Regions from separate parts of the Homo sapiens genome. Here region 2 is linked to region 1. A link is an interaction called in ENCODE POLR2A ChIA-PET data of the cell type or tissue named here. Cell type or tissue: Panc1. All regions are shown on one strand. Each heading gives the region's core, and the rest is flanking DNA. Links, peaks and the distances in the headings are about the cores only.

The links. ChIA-PET counts read pairs that join two places held together with the same protein. Peaks named below come from ENCODE experiments on the same cell type or tissue, not always from the same donor. Only the 100,000 strongest peaks of a DNase experiment are listed, where the experiment ranks them.
Region 2: POLR2A ChIA-PET joins it to region 1 with 11 read pairs; 3 of 35 experiments call an interaction of 5 or more read pairs at or near these places.

Annotation. Positions count from the first base shown.
Region 1 is chr3:179,524,950-179,533,978 of GRCh38, forward strand. It overlaps a transcript of GNB4 not described here. Among named protein-coding and RNA genes, the nearest start is that of ACTL6A, 33 kb to the right of the region's middle. RefSeq lists an enhancer at 1,874-2,424. In Panc1, for the core only: no CTCF peak of the experiment used is centred there; a DNase peak (open chromatin) is centred at 4,020.
Region 2 is chr3:179,624,905-179,633,933 of GRCh38, forward strand. It overlaps NDUFB5 (NADH:ubiquinone oxidoreductase subunit B5), which reads left to right. Exons shown (of 6, transcript NM_002492.4): 6 at 1-2,743. Among named protein-coding and RNA genes, the nearest start is that of USP13, 24 kb to the right of the region's middle. In Panc1, for the core only: no CTCF peak of the experiment used is centred there; no DNase peak of the experiment used is centred there.

The DNA of each region.
Region 1 (9,029 bases), core at 717-8,716:
GGAGGCTGAGGAAGAATTGGGACCTGGCTCGGCCTGGCGAGGAACAGCCTGGGGAGGAGGGGAGAGGTCAGATGGGTCTGTAGAAAAGGAGGATTCAAAGGACTCAGAGCTTGGGATGCAGACTTAAGGAACAGACAGGAGAGAAAGAAGAAGGATATCGGGTGAGTCGCATTAGGAGCAGAGACTAGGGAGGGACCAATGTGTAAAAGAATGCCTGGACGTCGAGCACCTCAGACCCATTCGCCCATTTTTTGACAAAATTCATCCAGGTCTTGTAAAATGGAGAAATCAAAAGTGCTATTTTCTGGCAATTTAGAACCATTATCGAGTTTGTATTGGGGCCCAAGCGGTGTTGCAGAAGAAAATAAGATGCTTAGGTTTTAGGTCAGGTGAGAGTTGAAGAGGTTTTAAGTTTCTGAGAACACAGGCTAAGGGAGAAGAAGGGGGAATGGAGGGTGGAAGGTTGCCCATAGTGAAGGAGGCAAGCCCAGAGAAAAGAGAGGGTAGAGACACGGAGAAGGGGGTGGTGAGCAGCCCTGGGCTGCAGTGTGGGTGAGCAGCCAAAGCAGGCAACCCCGCAATTGACTTGCCACCAAGGGAATGTGGGTGAATGACCAAGGAGGTGTCCCCGTGGTGATCAGACACCAGTGAAATGTGGGTGAATAATCAGGCAGGCGTCCCCGCAGGGATTAAACACCAAGGGAAGACTGTCTTCCCGAGTCCATGACCAGCGCCGGAGTTTTGGGTCCACGGATAAAATGTGTCTCCTTTGTCTCTACTAGAGAGGAAAAAGAACTGGAATTGGAAGGACAGGGAGATTGAAGGGTAGCGAGAGAGGCTGGAGAAGAGAGTGAAAAGACCACTTACCTGATTTGAAATTGGTGAGATGTTCCTTGGGTTGTTTGGTCTGACGACCCCAGTTCACAGGTGGATCTCCTCATGGAGTGAGGGTGAGGACAGGGGACCGGTCTCCCGAAGGAGTCCTCCTGTCCTGGGTTTCGGCACCAAATGTCACACGCGTCTGTGTGAAGAGACCACCAACAGGCTTTGTGTGAGCAACAAGGCTGTTTATTTCACCTGGGTGCAGGCAGGCTGAGTCCGAAAAGAGAGTCAGCAAAGGGAGATAGGGTGGGGCCGTTTTATAAGATTTGGGTAGGTAAAGGAAAATTACAGTCAAAAGGGGGTTGTTCTCTGGCGGGCAGGGGCGGGGGTCACAAGGTGCTCAGTGGAGGAGTAGCTGAGCCAGGAGAAGGAATTTCACAAGGTAATGTCATCAGTTAAGTCAGGAACCAGCCATTTCCACTTCTTTTGTGATTCTTCACTTGCTTCAGGCCATCTGGATATATATGTGCAGGTCACAGGGGATATGATGGCTTAGCTTGAGCTCAGAGGCCTGACAGACACCAGGCACAAGAATGTAAAATCATTTGCCCCAGATTGTATAGCTAGAAAATGCAGAACTGGGATTGTTGCCTTTCTCTACCCCACTGTCACTGAAGATAAAACATACTGCACTTCAATTTGCAGAGATATGATCAAATATCCCTCAGAAGATTCTGATGTCTAAATGAAAATAGGAGTTTCTGGGCCAATAAAGCTGAGGGCCACACTTTGGACCCTGGAAGGCCACCCTGAGTGGTCTGCTTACCTCTCTCCTGTATGTCTCTATTTTATTCTCTCTCTAACTCAACACTGTCTTTGTTATCTTTATTGCATAATATCTGAACCGTGCTTCCATGCCAAGGCTCTGTCAAGTTATAATCTAGATTGAGTTTTCTTAGTCTGGTTGTATAAACTCTGGAAAGCAGAACAAAATTTTCCTCTCTCTTTTTCTCATCAGCTAGCTCCTTAGATGAAAAATAAATTTCAGTATTACACACCTAGGAGATCCTCAATAAACAGTTCTGAGCTATAGGAAAATTCTTTTTGGCACCATTCCCAAAATTAACAGCAACAAAAATTAATTTTATATATGAACGGTACAAATGGACATTGTAGAATGCATTAGGAGGCTTAAGAGAGCAGAGAGAACATTCTGTGAACTGCTCCCCAACCCCAGGATAAGACTGTGCATTGTTCTGGGAAAAGGGTCTTTAGCAATTAAATAGTTAAACCTCCAGTGAAAGCAGGCCACAGCTGGAGAGAGTGTTTATAGTGCAAGGCAGGAAGTATGGAGTCAATGACTTCTGCTGGCAGGAAGGGGTGGAGGGGAAGGGGGAGGGAAAGAAAAGCAGGATGCCGGGAAGGAGGATTCTTAGTTGTTCTCAGCCTGGAAGACGTTCTCTCTCAATTTGAAGCCAGATATTGGCCAGAAAACTCCCATTGCTACAGAAAGGATGAAAAAGGTGCTGAGTGCAGACAGAGTGAAGCCAAAGTTGGGAGATGCAGGCGTTGTGCCCAGAATACAGTTGGAACTTCCAGCATTTGAATGGAGCAACACAAAAGTAGGAATTGAGATGCTTAGACATCCAGAAATACAGTTGAGAAAGCTTTCTTAAATAATAATGATATTTATTTAGCAATTTTACATGCCAAGAGCTGCACTAAATGTTTTATATTCATTATCCCATTTAATTTTCAAGAATCCAATGAGAAAACTCTCTGTTTTAGAAACTATTCCTCACTTTACAAATGAGCAAACTTGAGGCTTTACAAAGTTAAATAGGTTTCCCAAAGTATAAATTCAAATAGTTTGCTCCTATCAAAATACAAATTTCAAAAAGTTAAAACATGATTTTCATACAAATATATAGTCTAAGACTTACCTACTTCATTTGTGACAAAACCAGCTGGTTTAAAGAGGAGGATAGAAGATTGCTGATAAGTGCGTGTGTGTATGTATGTGTGTGTGTGTGTGTGTGTGTGTGTGTGTGTGTGTACATGTCACCAGTAGAAGAAAAGAATGCTAGATAAAATTGCAGAGTTATATAGAGAACAGAGAACTGACTAATGTCCCACAGAGCAATAAAATCGAAATCTTGGCCAGGCGCAGTGGCTCACACCCGTAATCCCAGCACTTTGGGAGGCTGAGGCAGGTGGATCATGAGGTCAGGCGATCGAGACCATCCTGGCTAACATGGTGAAACCCCGTCTCTACTAAAAATACAAAAAATTAGCCAGGCATGGTGACACGCACCTGTAGTCCCAGCTACTCAGGAGGCTGAGGCAGGAGAATGGCGTGAACCCAGGAGGCGGAGCTTGTGGTGAGCCGAGATCGTGCCACTGCACTCCAGCCTGGGCAACAGAGTGAGACTCCATCTCAAAAAAACAAAAAACAAAAAAACAAACAAAAACCTTTAAGATTCTTTTTTATTGGACATAAAGCATTTGACTCTCTATATGACAAAAAACCAATTGTGACTGATTAATTTTCTAAATGTCCACATCTAATTTTAAAGACAATCAACCCTAATCAATAAAGCATAGTAGATCAAACAAAATGACATCCCTAGGTGATGAGTGGTTTCAGGTGGACTTAGACAATGTTTGCTATGGCCTGAATGTCATCCCCTCAAAATTCTTGTTTTGAAATCACCAATGTGATGGTTATTAGGAGATAAAGTCTTTGGGAGGTGATTAGGTCACCAGGGGAAAGCCATCATGAATGGGATTAGTACGTTTATAAAAGAGGGTCCCAGGGAGCTGCTTTTCCCCTTCCACCCTGTAAGGATACTCTGAGCAGGTGTCTTCTAGATACTGAATCTGCCAGTGCCTTGATCTTGGACTTTCCAGCCTATAGAACTGTGAGAAATACATTTTTGTTGTTTATAAGTTACTCAGTCTAAGGTATTTTGTGATGGCAGGCATTAAGGACTGAGACAATGTTGTGTACAGCACTATCGAATGAAGCTTTCTGTGATGATGGAAATGTTCTATTGCACTGTCCAGTGATGTAGCCACAGGAACATGTAGCTGTTGAGCATTTGAAATGTGACTAGTATGCTGAGGAGTTGAATGTGAATTAATTTAAACTGAAGTAGTCACATGTGACTAGTGACTCCTTTGTTGAATGATGCACTGTATGACTTTGAAAGAGCACAGTCTGCAGAATAGCCAGGTGATTCATACCCACAGTAAATGTTGGGAAGAACTGTTGTACATGATACTGACAAAGGTAGCTGTAGACCACATTTTGAGAAATACTGCTCCACTCCCTGCTCTTACAGAATCCACTTTCAAAAAACGCAAACGTGGTATTATCAATCCCACTTAACGGGACAGAAGGTCAACTGCTGAAAGGCAATATAATTAGTCAGTGGTCATGCAGTTTGGTTATAAAACAAACTGAAAGCAGCTTGTCTAGATCCAGTTGATTGTAGCCCAGAATTGCCAGATCTTGCAACTTTTCAGAAAACTCCACAAATCTGAATTTTTATATAAGATATTCTCGGATTTTCAAAATCCTATGTAGACCAAACAAAATGAGTTTTGAATCCTGATATAGTCCGTAGGCTACCAGTTTCCAACCCCGGTACAAAGATTACCCTGCTGCTAGGCCAGACGCGGTGGCTCACACCTATAATCCCAGCACTTTGGGAGGCCGAGGCGGGCAAATCACCTGAGGTCAGGAGCTTGAGACCAGCCTGACCAACATGGAGAAACCCCATCTCTACTAAAAATACAAAATTAGCCGGGCATGGTGGCACGTGCCTGTAATCCCAGCTACTTGGGAGGCTGAGGCAGGAGAATCGCTTGAACCCGGGAGGCAGAAGTTGCAGTGAGCCGAGATTGCACCATTGCACTCTAGCCTGGGTGATGAGAGCAAAACTCTGTCTCAAAAAAAAAAAAAAAAAAAAAGATTACCCTGTTGTCTCTACAAGGAACTGAGGACAGGGGTTTGGCCTTTCCAGATCTTTCCAGGCAGAATCAAAGGCTTCTCGCAGCACTTGTTAGTATGGCCCGTTCAATGTTCAATGCTGTGAGAAGAAAATTTCTGTTATTTATAAATCACCCAATCTAAGGTATTTTATTACAGCAGCCCAAATGGACTGCTTGTCACATATCCCTAAAAAGTTATTTACATGCCGTCTTTCCAACTAGATTGCAAGTCCCTGGAGAAGAGGCACATACTCAGCTACCTATTGTCAGCATAACACCTGAAAAACAGAAAGCATTTAATATATCTTAGTTAAATGAGTGCGCATGAAAATTAGAAGCTTAAACCAGGCATAGCGGCTACACCTGTAATTCCAGCTCCTTGGGAGCCTGAGGCAGGAGGATTCCTTGAGCCCAGGAGTTCAGACCAGCTTGAGCAACACAGTGAGATTTCCCCCCAAAATAAATTAATCAATTGAAAGTTTTTTAAAAAAATCAGAAACTGGCCGGCCTCAGTGGCTCCCACCTTTAATTCCAGCACTTTGGGAAGCCAACAGGGGAGGATTGCTTGAGGCCAGAAGTTAAAGACCAGCCTGGGCAACATAGCAAGATCTTGTTTCTACTAAAAGTAAAAAAACAAATTAGCTGGGCATGGTGGTGCACGCCTGTAGTCCCAAATACTTGGAAGGCAGAAGCAAGAGGATTTCTTGAGCCCAGAAGTTTGAGGTTGCAGTGAGCTGTGATACACCACTGCACTCCAACCTTGTCTCTTAAAAGAAAAAAAAAATCAGAAGCTTAAATAGGATGGCGATGGGCCAAATGAATTTATTTCCTTGTTGTTGTGTTGTTGTTTTTAAACAACAAGATAGCAGATCCCATTTCTAAAATAAATAAATAAATAAACAGAAAAGTACAGAGTCTTGCTATGTTGCCCAGGCTGGCCTCCAACTCCTGTTCTCAAGCAATCCTCCCACCTCGGCCTCCCAAGTAACTGGGACTGTAAGCACCACATTACTCAACCTGGCTTGAGTGTAGGTTTAAAAACTGTGATGGGGTTCCTCCTTGATCCATAATGGTTTATTTATTGCTGCCACAAATAAAAACATACATGTTAAATGTGTACAGTTATAAAACTTACCCTTATTTATTTATTTATCTATCTTTAAGACAGAGTCTTACTCTGTTGCCCAGGCTGGAGTGCAGTGACGCAATCATGGCTCACTGAAGCTTTGAACCCCCTGGACTCAGGTGATCCTCCCACCACAGTAGCTGGGACTACAGGTATGCACCACCAGGTCTGGCTAATTTTTTTATTTTTAATTTTTTTGTAGAGATGGGGGTCTCCCTATGTTGCCCAGATTAGTCTTGAACTCCTGGGCTCAAAAGATCCTCCTGCCTTAGCCTCCCAAAGTGTTAGGATTACAGGCACGGGCCACCACACCTAGCCAAACTTACCTTTTATTTATATAAAATATACAACTCATACAATGTAACATCTGTCCAGGTAGAAATATGTCAATTAACCATACCGATTGATAGGCCTAAGTATTATGTCTTAATTAATTTTTAAAAATCACATACTTTCCAAGGAACATGATATATTCCTATTTTGAACAGATCCAAATTTTTCCCATGCTGACTTTTGAGGTAAACTAGGTCTTTCTACTGACTTTACCAAAATTATTTTTAAAATATACCTAGCACCTTCTCACATTTTTTCCCTGGGGGCAGAGGGAAACTGTGGTGTAAAGAGAAGTCTACATAGTTTTTTTTTTTTTTAAACAAATCCAGTCATTAAAAGCGGAGCTGCAGAGACAAGAGTAGGGAGCTCTTTTCTGTACTGTGAAGTTTGGTTCTCTCTGAAGTAGAATTTCATCAAACTGAATGTGTTATGCATTTTAAATATATTTGAGGCTAAAAGGGAAAAATAAGTATGTTGTTCTTTCTTGTAGGCTTGCCTTTAGATGTGTCTGGTCACTACCTTGGAAACCCTTACAAATGGCAACTGACGTCAAGAAAAGAGAAAAAACACTGCTGAGGGCACACGGTGCATGCATTATAGATGATTCTGAGGACTGAGGCTTGTGCCAGCACTAAGTGGCTTTAAGATGAGCATAAGCAATCTTCCATTTCACAAACATTCTTCATAAACTGTTTAAGGACTTGGAGGTCTGAAAAAACTTCTTTGAGTTTTTAATTTAAGCAAGGTGACGATTCAGTTATTAGCTTAAGTGTTCTGTCCCACCATAACTGCCAAGGTCATTAAAATGTTTGGCACTAATATATCTCAAAAACAAGTGGAAGCTGCACCCTTGTTTTGAATATAGTTTATCCCAATATTTTATTATGAAAAAATTCAGACAGATAGCAAGTTGAAAGAATTTTACAGTGAACAACCAATATACTCATCACCCAGATTCTTCTATTTTCAATATACTCAACTGGCCTTATCATATGTCTGTCTGTCTACCATGCATCCATCCATCCATCCATCTATTCTTTTATCTATATCTTAATCCATCCACTTTTGATGCATTTCAAATAAATTGCAGACATGAGTTCACTTCCCCTGTAAATATTTCAGCATGCATATCACAACTAGAATTCAGTATTTGTTTATAGGTTTTCTTTTGTTATAACATCTACATATAACATCTACAATGAAATGTACAAATCTTAAGTGTACATTTGCTGTTTTGACAAATGGTTAGTCTCAGAGTGTAGTGGGCTAGTTTTTCTAGATTTATGGTCCTTTTTTTTCTCTAGGGTCTCCACACATATTATCTTTTTCTTTTTTGAAAGGGAGTTTACTTTCTAGAGGTGTTTTAGGTTCATAGCAAAACTGAACAGAAAGTACATAGAATTCCCATACGCCCCCTGCACCAACACCATGTACAGCCTCCCCCACTGTCAACATCCCACACCAGAGTGGTATATTTGTTACAACCACTGAACCTACATTGATATAGTCCATAGCTTACATTAGTGTTCAGTCTTGGTGTTTTACATGCTATGGGTTTGAACAAATATATAATGATATACATCCACCATGGTAGAATCCTACAGAAGTTTCATTGCCTTAAAATTCTCAGTGCTTTGCCATTCATCCCTCCTTCCCCTGGTAACCACTGATCTTTACTGTCTCAATAGTTTTACCTTTTCTAGAGATCATATAGTTGAAATCAAACCTTCCCCTGGGAACCACTGATCTTTTTATTGTCTCAATAGTTTTACCTTTTCCAGAGATCACATAGTTGAAATCGTAGTTGAATTTGCATTTAACAAGTTCGGAACACTCTTTTTTTAGAATCTAAGAAGTGACGTTTCCGAACCTATTGACCTTTTATAAGAAAATATGAATATCCAGCCCTAAAAACTAGAAACAAGCTATCTGTAAAAACGCTTTGTGATGTGTTGCTTTATATCACAGAATTGAACCTGTGATATAGGTTTTCAGATTGACTTCTTTCACTTAGCAATAGGCATTTAAAGCTTTTCCCATGTTTTTCATGGTTTGATAGCTCATTTCTTTGTAGCACTTTTTTGCATTTCTTTTTAGCATCCCCTTATCTGGACGTCCTACAGTTTATTTATTCAGCTACTGAAGGACATCTTGATTGCTTCCAATTTTTGGCAATTGTGAATAAAGCTGCTATAAACATTCATGTGCAGGTTTTTATGTGGACGTAAGGTTTCAACTCATTTGAGTAAATACCAAGGAACATGATTGCTGGATTATATGGTAACAGTAGGTTTAGTTTTGTAAGAAGTTGCCAAACGCTCTTCCAAAGTAGCTGTACCATTTTTCATTCCCGCCAACAATGAATGAGAGCTCCTGTTGTTCCACATCCTTGTCAGCCTTTGGAGATGTCAGTGTTTTGGATTTTGGCCATTCCAATAGCTGTGTGGTAGAATCTCATCATTGTTGTTTTAATTTGCATTTCTCTAATGACATATGATATTGAGCTCCTTTCCATATACTTACTTGCCTCTGTATATCTTCTTTGGTGAGGTATCTGTTCAGGTCTCTTGCCATTTTTTAATCAGGTTATTTGTTTTCTTATTATTGAGTTTTAAGAGTTCTTTGTATTTTAGTTAATAGTCCTTTATCACATATATCTATTGCAAATATTTTCTACCAGTCTGAAGCTTGTCTTCTCATCCTCTTGACAGTGTGTTTTAAAAAGTTATATTCATTTTCCATTAAACAATTA
Region 2 (9,029 bases), core at 1-8,000, 99 kb after region 1:
CTCAGCCTCCCAAGTAGCTGGGATTACAGGCACCCACCACCACACCCGGCTAATTTTTGTATTTTTCAGTAAAGACTGTTTCGCTGTGTTGGCCAGGCTGGTCTTGAACTTCTGACCTCAGGTGATTGGCCTGTCTCCACTTCCCAAAGTGCTGATTACAGGCCTGAGCCACTGCACCCAACATTATTTTCAAAATGACAAGAGGTAGTATTTAGTACCTGAGGCTCAGATGTTAAACACAAACTCAGTATTTACAAAAATAAACATTTAAAACATTTACACTTCAACTTCCAAAATGGCTTTTTACCATAAACATTCAGGATTTTCAAACCTGTAACAGCTTATCAATGCATCTCATCTTAGAAGTATGTTTTACATTCTTCATAAAAATAAAAATGAACCCAGGCTTCCTAAGATTCAGGCCAGTGGGTCTCCACTTAAGGCCAAATGGAGAAATAATTTTTTGCTGCCTAAACACACAAGTGAATTGAAAAGCCACAGGCCATTCATTCAACAAATAACTTTATTATTTTTATTGATAATGTACTTGTAATGTGCTATTTTGATACATGTATGCAAAGTATAATGGTCAAATCAGGGTATTTGAATATACATATATTTCAAAATATAGTTATATATTTCAAAATAAGATATAGCAAGTTAGAAGTATATATAAGTATATTATTATATGTTATTGTTAACTATAATTTACCTACTGTACTATCAAATACTAGAACTTATTCCTTGTATCTAAATGTATTCTTGTAACCATTAACTAACTTTTCTGAATTTCCTACTCTCCCCTTCCCTTCCCAGCCTTGTAACCACCTTTCTACTCTGCCTCCATGAGACCCATTTTTTAATCTCCCACATATGAGTGAGAACATTCAATATTTGTCTTTCTAGGCTTGGCTTATTTCACTTACATTAATGACCTCCAGTTCCATCCATGTTGCTACAAATGACAGAATCCCATTCTTTTTCATAATATTGTCCATACATACCACATTTTCTATATCCATTTATCTGTTGATGGACACAGGTTGCAAAGGGATTGCTGGATTGTATGATAATTCTATGTGTAGTTTCTTGAGGAACCTTCATGGTGTTCTTCATAGTGGTTGTACTACTGTACATTCCTACCAATGGTGGATGAGCGTTCCCCTTTCTCCACATCCTCACAAGCATTTGTTATTTTTTCTTTTTTTTCAAATGAACATTTTAACTGGGGTGAGATATCTTAATGTGGTATTGGTTTACATTTCCCTAATTATGGTTGAGCATTTTTTCACATATCTAATGGCCATTCATATGTCTTCCTTTGAGAAATGTCTATACAGATCTCTGGCCCTTTTTTTAAATTTTTTTTTTTTTTGAATTGGGGTCACCCAGTCTGGAGGTGATCTGGGCTTCCACATCCTGGGCTCAAGTGATCATTCCACCTCAGGATGACCCAAATAGCTAGGACCAAAGGCGAGTGCCACCATGCTCAGCTAATTTTTTTGTATTTTTTGTAGCGACTGGGTTTCACCATGTTGCCCAGGCTGGTCTTGAACTCCTGTGCTCAAGTGATCCGCTCACCTTGGCCTCTCAAAGTGCAGGTACTTTAGGCGTGCCTGGCCTTTTTGTCCATTTTATTTTTTTGAGATGGAGTCTTGCTGTGTCACCCAGGCTGGAGTGCAGTGGTGCGATCTCGACTCAGTGCAACCTCCGCCTCCCAGGTTCAAGCAATTCTCCTGCCTCAGCCTCCTGAGTAGCTGGGATTACAGGTGTGCACCACCACACCCAGCTAATTTTTTTGTATTTTTAGTAGAGAGGGGGTGTCACCATGTTGGCCAGGGTGATCTTGAACTTCTGACCTTGTGATCCACCCACCTTGGTCTCCCAAAGTGCTGGGATTACAGGTGTGAGCCACTGCGCCCAGCCTGTCCATTTTTTAATCAGGTTATGGGTTTTTTGCTATTGAATTGTTTGAGTTCCTTATATATTCTGGTTATGAATCCCTTGTTAGATGGTGTGTTAGGCCATTCTTGTGTTGCTATAAAGAAAATCCTGAGTCTGGGTAATTTATAAAGAAAAAAGGTGTAAATGGCTCATAGTTCTGCAGACTGTACAGGAAGCATGGCACCAGCATTGCTTGGCTTCTGGGGAGGCCTCAAGGAACTTTCACTCATAGCAGAAAGCAAAGCAGGAGCAGGCACATCACATGGCAAGAGAGCAAGAGAGAGAGGTGGAGGAGATGCCACACACTGTTTTAAACAACCAGATCTCTCAGGAACTCATTGTTGTTAGAAAAGGAATTAAAAGAAATCAAAGAGTGTGTAAGCAGAAACTCAGTTGTACGTAAGAAAACCCAATTCCCCCTGAGAAAGAGAAAGAGCTGGAGTCCTTTAAAAATTCACTGCCTGTTTTTCTGGTGGCTAGTGAGTGTTAGCTCTCCTCCCTTCCCAGGCATTGTGAAGACCCTGTTTCCCTAGCTGTGCAGCTGCAAGGTCACTAGACAGATAAACTCAAGTCGCAAAACATGTTTTTCCTTGAAAAGTAAGAAATGATGTAATGCATGTCTTGACTGAATAACTGTCTTTGTTTCTTGCTTCTGTAATATGCTTCCCCCTGCACAGATCTCCCCCTGCCCCACGAAATGCTTAAAAGCTAACTTAACTCTTTGTTCAGGGCTCAGTCCTTTGGATGTTAATCTGACTGGGCCGGAGCACCTAAATAATAAATATTCTCCTGAACCCCATCGGTCTCTCTGATTCCTTAAAAATCCTGCAACATTGTGAGGACAGCATCAACAGGATGATGCTAAACGATTCGTGAGAAATTTGCCATTATGATCCAATCACCTCCCACCAGGCCCCACGTCCAACACTGGGAATCACATTTCAACATGAGAGTTGGGGGGACGAATATCCAAACTCTGTCATATGGATAGTTTGCAGATATTTTCTCCTACTCTGTAGGTTGTCTCTTCACTTTTTTAATTGCTTCCTTTGCTCTACAGAAGCTTTTGTAGCTCAACATAATCCCATCTGTCTTTCTATGTTTTTGTTGCCTGTGCTTTTGAGATCTTACCCAAAAAAATCTTTGCCCAGACCGATGTCCTCTATCATTTCCCCAATGTTTTCTTTTAATAGTTTTATAGTTTCAGGTCTTACATTTAATCTTTAATCCATTTCGAGTTGATTTTTATATATAGTGAAAGATGGGGATCTAGTTTCATTCTTCTGCATATGGATATCCGGTTTTCCCAGCACAATTTGTTGAAGACACTGGCAGCTATGTGGGATCTTTTGTAGTTCCATATACATCTTAGAATTTTTTTTTCTATTTTTGTGAAGAATGTCACTGGTATTGTGATAAGGATTGTATTGAATCTGTAGATTCCTTTGGGTAGTACAGACATTTTAACAATGTTGATTATTCCAATCCACGAGTATGGGATATCTACCTTTCCATTTTTTGGTGCCCTCTTCAATTTCTTTAATTAGTGTTGTATAGTGTTCCTTGTAGAGATCTTTCACTTCTTTGGATAAATTCATTCCTAGGTTTATGTTGTTGTTAGTTTGTTTTGTTTTTAGATTTCCCTATGCAATCTAATTACCACCTCATAATTCTGCCAAAGGATTTGGGAGAAGGGCATATTTTCTCTAAAGCCCCTGCTTATGCAAACCAGTTTGTAGAAGAGGGATAAAGAGAATTGAAGCAGATAGCTCTCGTACATGGTGATAGTAAATGATCCTAGATTTATATGCTTTGATATATTCACCTTAAAAAAATAACCTACAGGATGTTTTTTGACAGTTGTAGTTTTTACTTTATTTTCTCCTTTCTACTATTATAAATGTAAGAAAAGCTTAGAATAAAAAATATGGAAAATATACAATAAATACTGATAATCCTAACGTTCATAAAGACATTTCAGAAGTTTCCTCTAGGCTTTATTTAACACAGCTGGGATCACGTATAAAAAATGGGATCAGCTTTTGTGGTGGAGTGCGTGGCTCACGCCTGTAATCCCAGTACTTTGGGAGGATGAGGCAGGAGGATTGCTTGAGGTCAGGAGTTCAATGCCAGCCTGGCCAACATGGTGAAACCCTGTCTCTACTAAAAATACAAAAAATTAGCCGAACCTAGTAGCATACACCTGTAATTCCAGCTACTCAGGAGGCTGAGGCAAAAGAATCGCTTCAACTTGGGAGGCAGAAGTTGCAGTAAGCCAAGATCATGCCACTGAACTGCAGCCTGAGTGACAGAGCGAGACTGTCTCAAAAAAAAAAAAAAAAAAAAAGTAAAATAAAATGGGATTGACCTTTTTTTTCTTTTTTAAGTTGTAAAGTGTTTCTTGGGAAAAAAAAGTGTCAATTAAAGCTAATATATGTGTTTATATTGATTCTTATGCTAACTTTTTAAAAGTTCAAATAGTTAAACGTGTTCAATATTGGTCAAGGGAAAGAAAAAGGCACTTGGAGTAAGCACTTGGAGTAAGCTATGGGGTCCCAAGGTAGCCCAAGGGTTACTGGAATGACTGTGAGCTGTAACCCGAGGATGCGTGGAGGGAGGGGAAGAATACCATATTCCAAGTAGAGAAAATAAGAGGCAAGAGAAAATTGAAATGAAAACCGTTTGGAGAAGCCTGAAATATAGGGCATAAGTGAGTGAGGTGAGAGTGCGGATGAGATTATTTGCACTATTTCAGCTCTCGGTGAAGATTTGGATCTCATCCTAAGGACCATGAGATGTCATTGAAGTGTTTTAAATGGGGAAATGACATGATTGGATTTGTTTTTTAAAGATCACGCTGGCTACATGGCGGAGAACAAATTAAAGATAGTGAGTGTAAATTATTCATTCTCAATGGAATCAATATTATCCTTAAAGGGGACAAAAATTGGTTCTTGGGGGATAAAAAGATCTTACTTTTTTATGTACAAAGCATAGCTATACATACATGAGCAGATATATAGTACATTTGTGGTATTAAAATTTTATGGTAGGGGAAGGAACAATTTGGGGAAAAAAATCTAACATGCTCCATAGGGGGTGATAGTGGAAAAAATGATTGAGAAAAACTGACATAAATGCAGGGAAAACCAGTTGGAAAGTTGTTCTGATCATCCAAGTGAGAGATGGTGATCACAAGGTGAGGCCAGTAGCAATGGGGATGGATGAAAACAAATGTAAGAAATTGAATGATATTGAGGTGATAGAATTAACAAGACTTGGTGAATCAACTGAGTGTTTTGGGAAATGGAAATAAGGAGTGAAGCATAAATCCTATTTCTGGATTAACCAATGGGGTATTGCTGCTGTTTGCTGAAATGGGGAGGATCGATAGGAGAAACAGTTTTGATACAGAAGACGAGTTCAGTTTTGGACTTGATTTTGAGGTGCTCCAGATCCCTGCAGACCTTCTCTCCCATATAGTGTAGGGAGATAAAAGGACCTAGGACAGAGTCCTGGGAGACAGTAATATTCATGGCAAAAGAAAATGAGAAGGTGGTGTCACAGAAGCTAAGAGAAGAAAGTGTTTTGAGAGGGAAAAGTAAGGACTAAAAGATTAAAAGAGTTGATTTAGCAACCCGGGGGCCATTCGTGACCTCAATGGAAACAGATGCTATGGTTGAGTGGAACAGAAGCCAGTTTAGGCCGAGGAAGACGGGGAGTGATGGAAGGGAGGCAACTTCAAGACATTTGGCAGTGCAGAGGAGAAAAGAGGTAGGTAAATTTAACAGCACATGGAGGAGCTAGTCAATGGACAATTTGTGGGGAGAGGCTTCCATATATTAAATGCTGAGCAGAAAGGGTAGTAGAGAGGGAGAGGTTGAAGATAGAGATTAAAAAAAGGAGTACTTGATGGGCTGAGATATCTGGGAAGGCAGGAGGAAAGGAGATCCTAGGGAGGTGAAGGGAAAGATTAGGCAGTAGGTTTGGTGGTAGGAGGCTGGCATAGTTCTTACCTGATAATTTCTCTTTTTTGCTGGTGCAAGAGGAAAGGTCATCTGCTGAGAGGGTAAGGGGAAGTGGGATTTTGAGAAAACTGAGAAAAGAAAGTAGTTGCAGAGAATAGGAGAGTGAGATAACATGGGGAAAGTGGTCTTTTGACTAAGCATCATCGAGAGCCCATTTGAGATTGGCAACCATTTATTCATTGTGGCACTACCTGTGAAGTTGGTGGCCTCTTTTGGCAGCACTTAGTAGCCTGAGTGCATGTGCAGGGAAGGTAGATGTTGGAGGATGAAGGTTGCTTGGACAGGAGCAATGGAAGGACCATGGGGAAAGGAAACCTATGGCATTAAGGAGAGTGTCTGACACAATGAACCAGGAAATAATCTTCTTAGGGGAGGAAGTGAAGTGGGGAAGTGTGACGTTTAGATTGAAGAACTGGTGTATTATGCAAAATTGAGCATGGAAGCTGGAAGGATTTGAAGTTGTCTTCAAAGAGCGGACTCTCATTCCATTCTGCTTCTAATTAGCTCTTTATATCCTTGCTCATCTGGTATAGATCCCTGTTACTCAACTAAATTATATTGGTATCCTTCCTTCCAGTTTCCCCTTACTGCAAACCTTTCACCATACTTACCCAAAGTGATCTTTCTAATTTTTAAATCTAATCACACCCTCTGATCTTTAATAGCCTTCAGGTAGTGGCCTGAAACACTGTCTAATCTTTTTTTCTTTCTTTCTTTTTTTTTTTTTTTTTTGAGATGGGAGTCTCATTCTGTCACCCAGGCTGGAGTGCCGTGGCGTGATCTCGGCTCACCGTAACCTCTGCCTTCTGGGTTCAAGTGATTCTCCTGCCTCAGCCTCCTGAGTAGCTGGGACTACAGGTGCCCACCACCGTGCCTGGCTAATTTTTGTATTTTTAGTAGAAATGGGGTTTTGTCATGTTGGCCAGGCTGGTCTTGAACTCCTGACCTCCGGTGATCCACCTGCCTCAGCCTCCCAAAGCACGGGATTACAGGTGTGAGCCACCACGCCCAGCTGAACACTGTCTAATCTTACCCCCTACAAGTTCTCACATCACTCTGGCCCATAAACTTACTAAGCAACTTGCTCTTCCCAGAATAAGCCACATTGTCACATCTGCCATTTGAATGACTGATCATATTCTCATTCTTCAAGTCTTAGCTCAGAAGCTACCTCCTTTATGAAGTCAAAGGTGAACGCGTGCCATCCTGAATTCTTCCATAGGATGGCATTTTAAAAAATTGTTATGACATTTTCTATTGTATTAGGCTGTATACAAATCATCAGGTCTTACTGACCTGACAGCTCCTTTAGAAAAGGTGCCATGCTTATTCATCTTATTATCCCCAGCTCGTTTCGTACCCTCTGGAACACAGTAGACACTGAGTAAAGATCTGTTGAGTGGATGATATATGGGATTAACATGGTTTGGGGTTATCTTTATTCTTTTTTATTTTTATTTTTTAGACAGAGTCTCTGTCACCCAGACCAGAGTGCAGTGGCATGATCTTGGCTTACTGCAACCTCCACATCCCAGGTTCAAGTGATCTTCGTGCCTCAGCCTCTGGAGTAGCTGGGATTGCAAGCGTGTACCACCAGGCCCATTTAATTTTTGTATTTTTAGTAGAGATGGGGTTTCGCCATGTTGTCCAGACCGGTTTCCAACTCCTGACCTCAGGTGATCCGCCCACCTCCCAAAGTGCTGGGATTACAGGCGTGAGCCACTGCGCCCAGCCAGGTTTTGGGTTATCTTTAAATAATCTTTTTTCTTTTCTGCAATTCTACAGGAGCCCGGCATTATAAAAAGACATGGTGTAAGTTGAACAGACTTCAGACTAAATCCAATCACAAAGAAACATTGAACAAACAAACAAAAAATAAACACTTTATTTTGAAAACAGTGAGTGGACTGTGTTCATTAAAAATGTGAATATAGGCTGGGCGTGGGCTCACACCTATAATCCCAGCACTTTGGAGACCGAGGCGGACAGATCACCTGAGTTAGGGAGTTCGAGACCAGCCTGACCAACATGGAGAAACCCCGTCTCTACTAAAAATACAAAATTAGCCAGGCGTGGTGGCACATGACTGTAATTCCAGCTAGTCGGGAGGCTGAGGCAGGAGAATCGCTTGAACCCAGGAAGCGGAGGTTGCAGTGAGCTGAGATTGTGCAATTGCACTCCAGCCTGGGCAAGAAAAGCAAAACTCCATGTCAAAAAAAAAAAAAAAAAAGAATATAATCCAGGTGTGGTGGCTCATGCCTGTAATCCCAGGACAGCAGTTTGGAGGCAAAGGTGGAAGGATTGCTTGAGGCCAGGAGTTCAAGACAAGCTTAGGTAACATAGTGAGCAAGACCCCATCCCTACAAAAAGAATTTTAAAAACTATCACCTGTGGTCCTAGTGAAGCGTTGTTGTTCATCTGGGATAATGTCTGAGGTTGCCTCACACCAAGGAAATCAAGGATGCAGACACACAAGGAATGAGGTTAAGAGTGGAGGTTTAATAGGTGAAAGAAAGAGAAAAGCGCTCTCCTGCAGAGAGAGGGGCTCCCAAGAGCACATCTTCTGGGTCTGTGTTGAAATGCACAGGGTTTTATAGACTAGCTTGAGGAGGTGGTGTCTGATTTACATAGGGCCCAAAAGATTGCTCAGATCAGGTGTGCCATTTACATAGCGCAAAGAAGCTGGCCACCCCACCATAACCTTTTATTATGCATATGGATTCTCCACCTGGCTGGTGCCATGCTGACTGTTCCTTTACTGTACATGTGGTGACAAAGCAAAGGGAAGACGGAGCCTCCATGTGGAACATCCTGACTTCCAGGTAGCCCTTTTCTATTGGCACAGCTACCGGCATTCACCCGTGTAAACTTCCAGCTTGCTTCCAGCTTGCTTATCCATGTGTGCAGCTCAATTTTACAGGCTGTTCTTTGTTAGAAAAGAAATGATTTGGGGGCTGCTTTTTGTTAAAAGGAAAGCCGTGCTGAGAACTCGCTTACCTTCACTATCTGCCTAAATAATTTCTTTTTAGCTTCTGTATCACTAGCTACTCTGGAGGC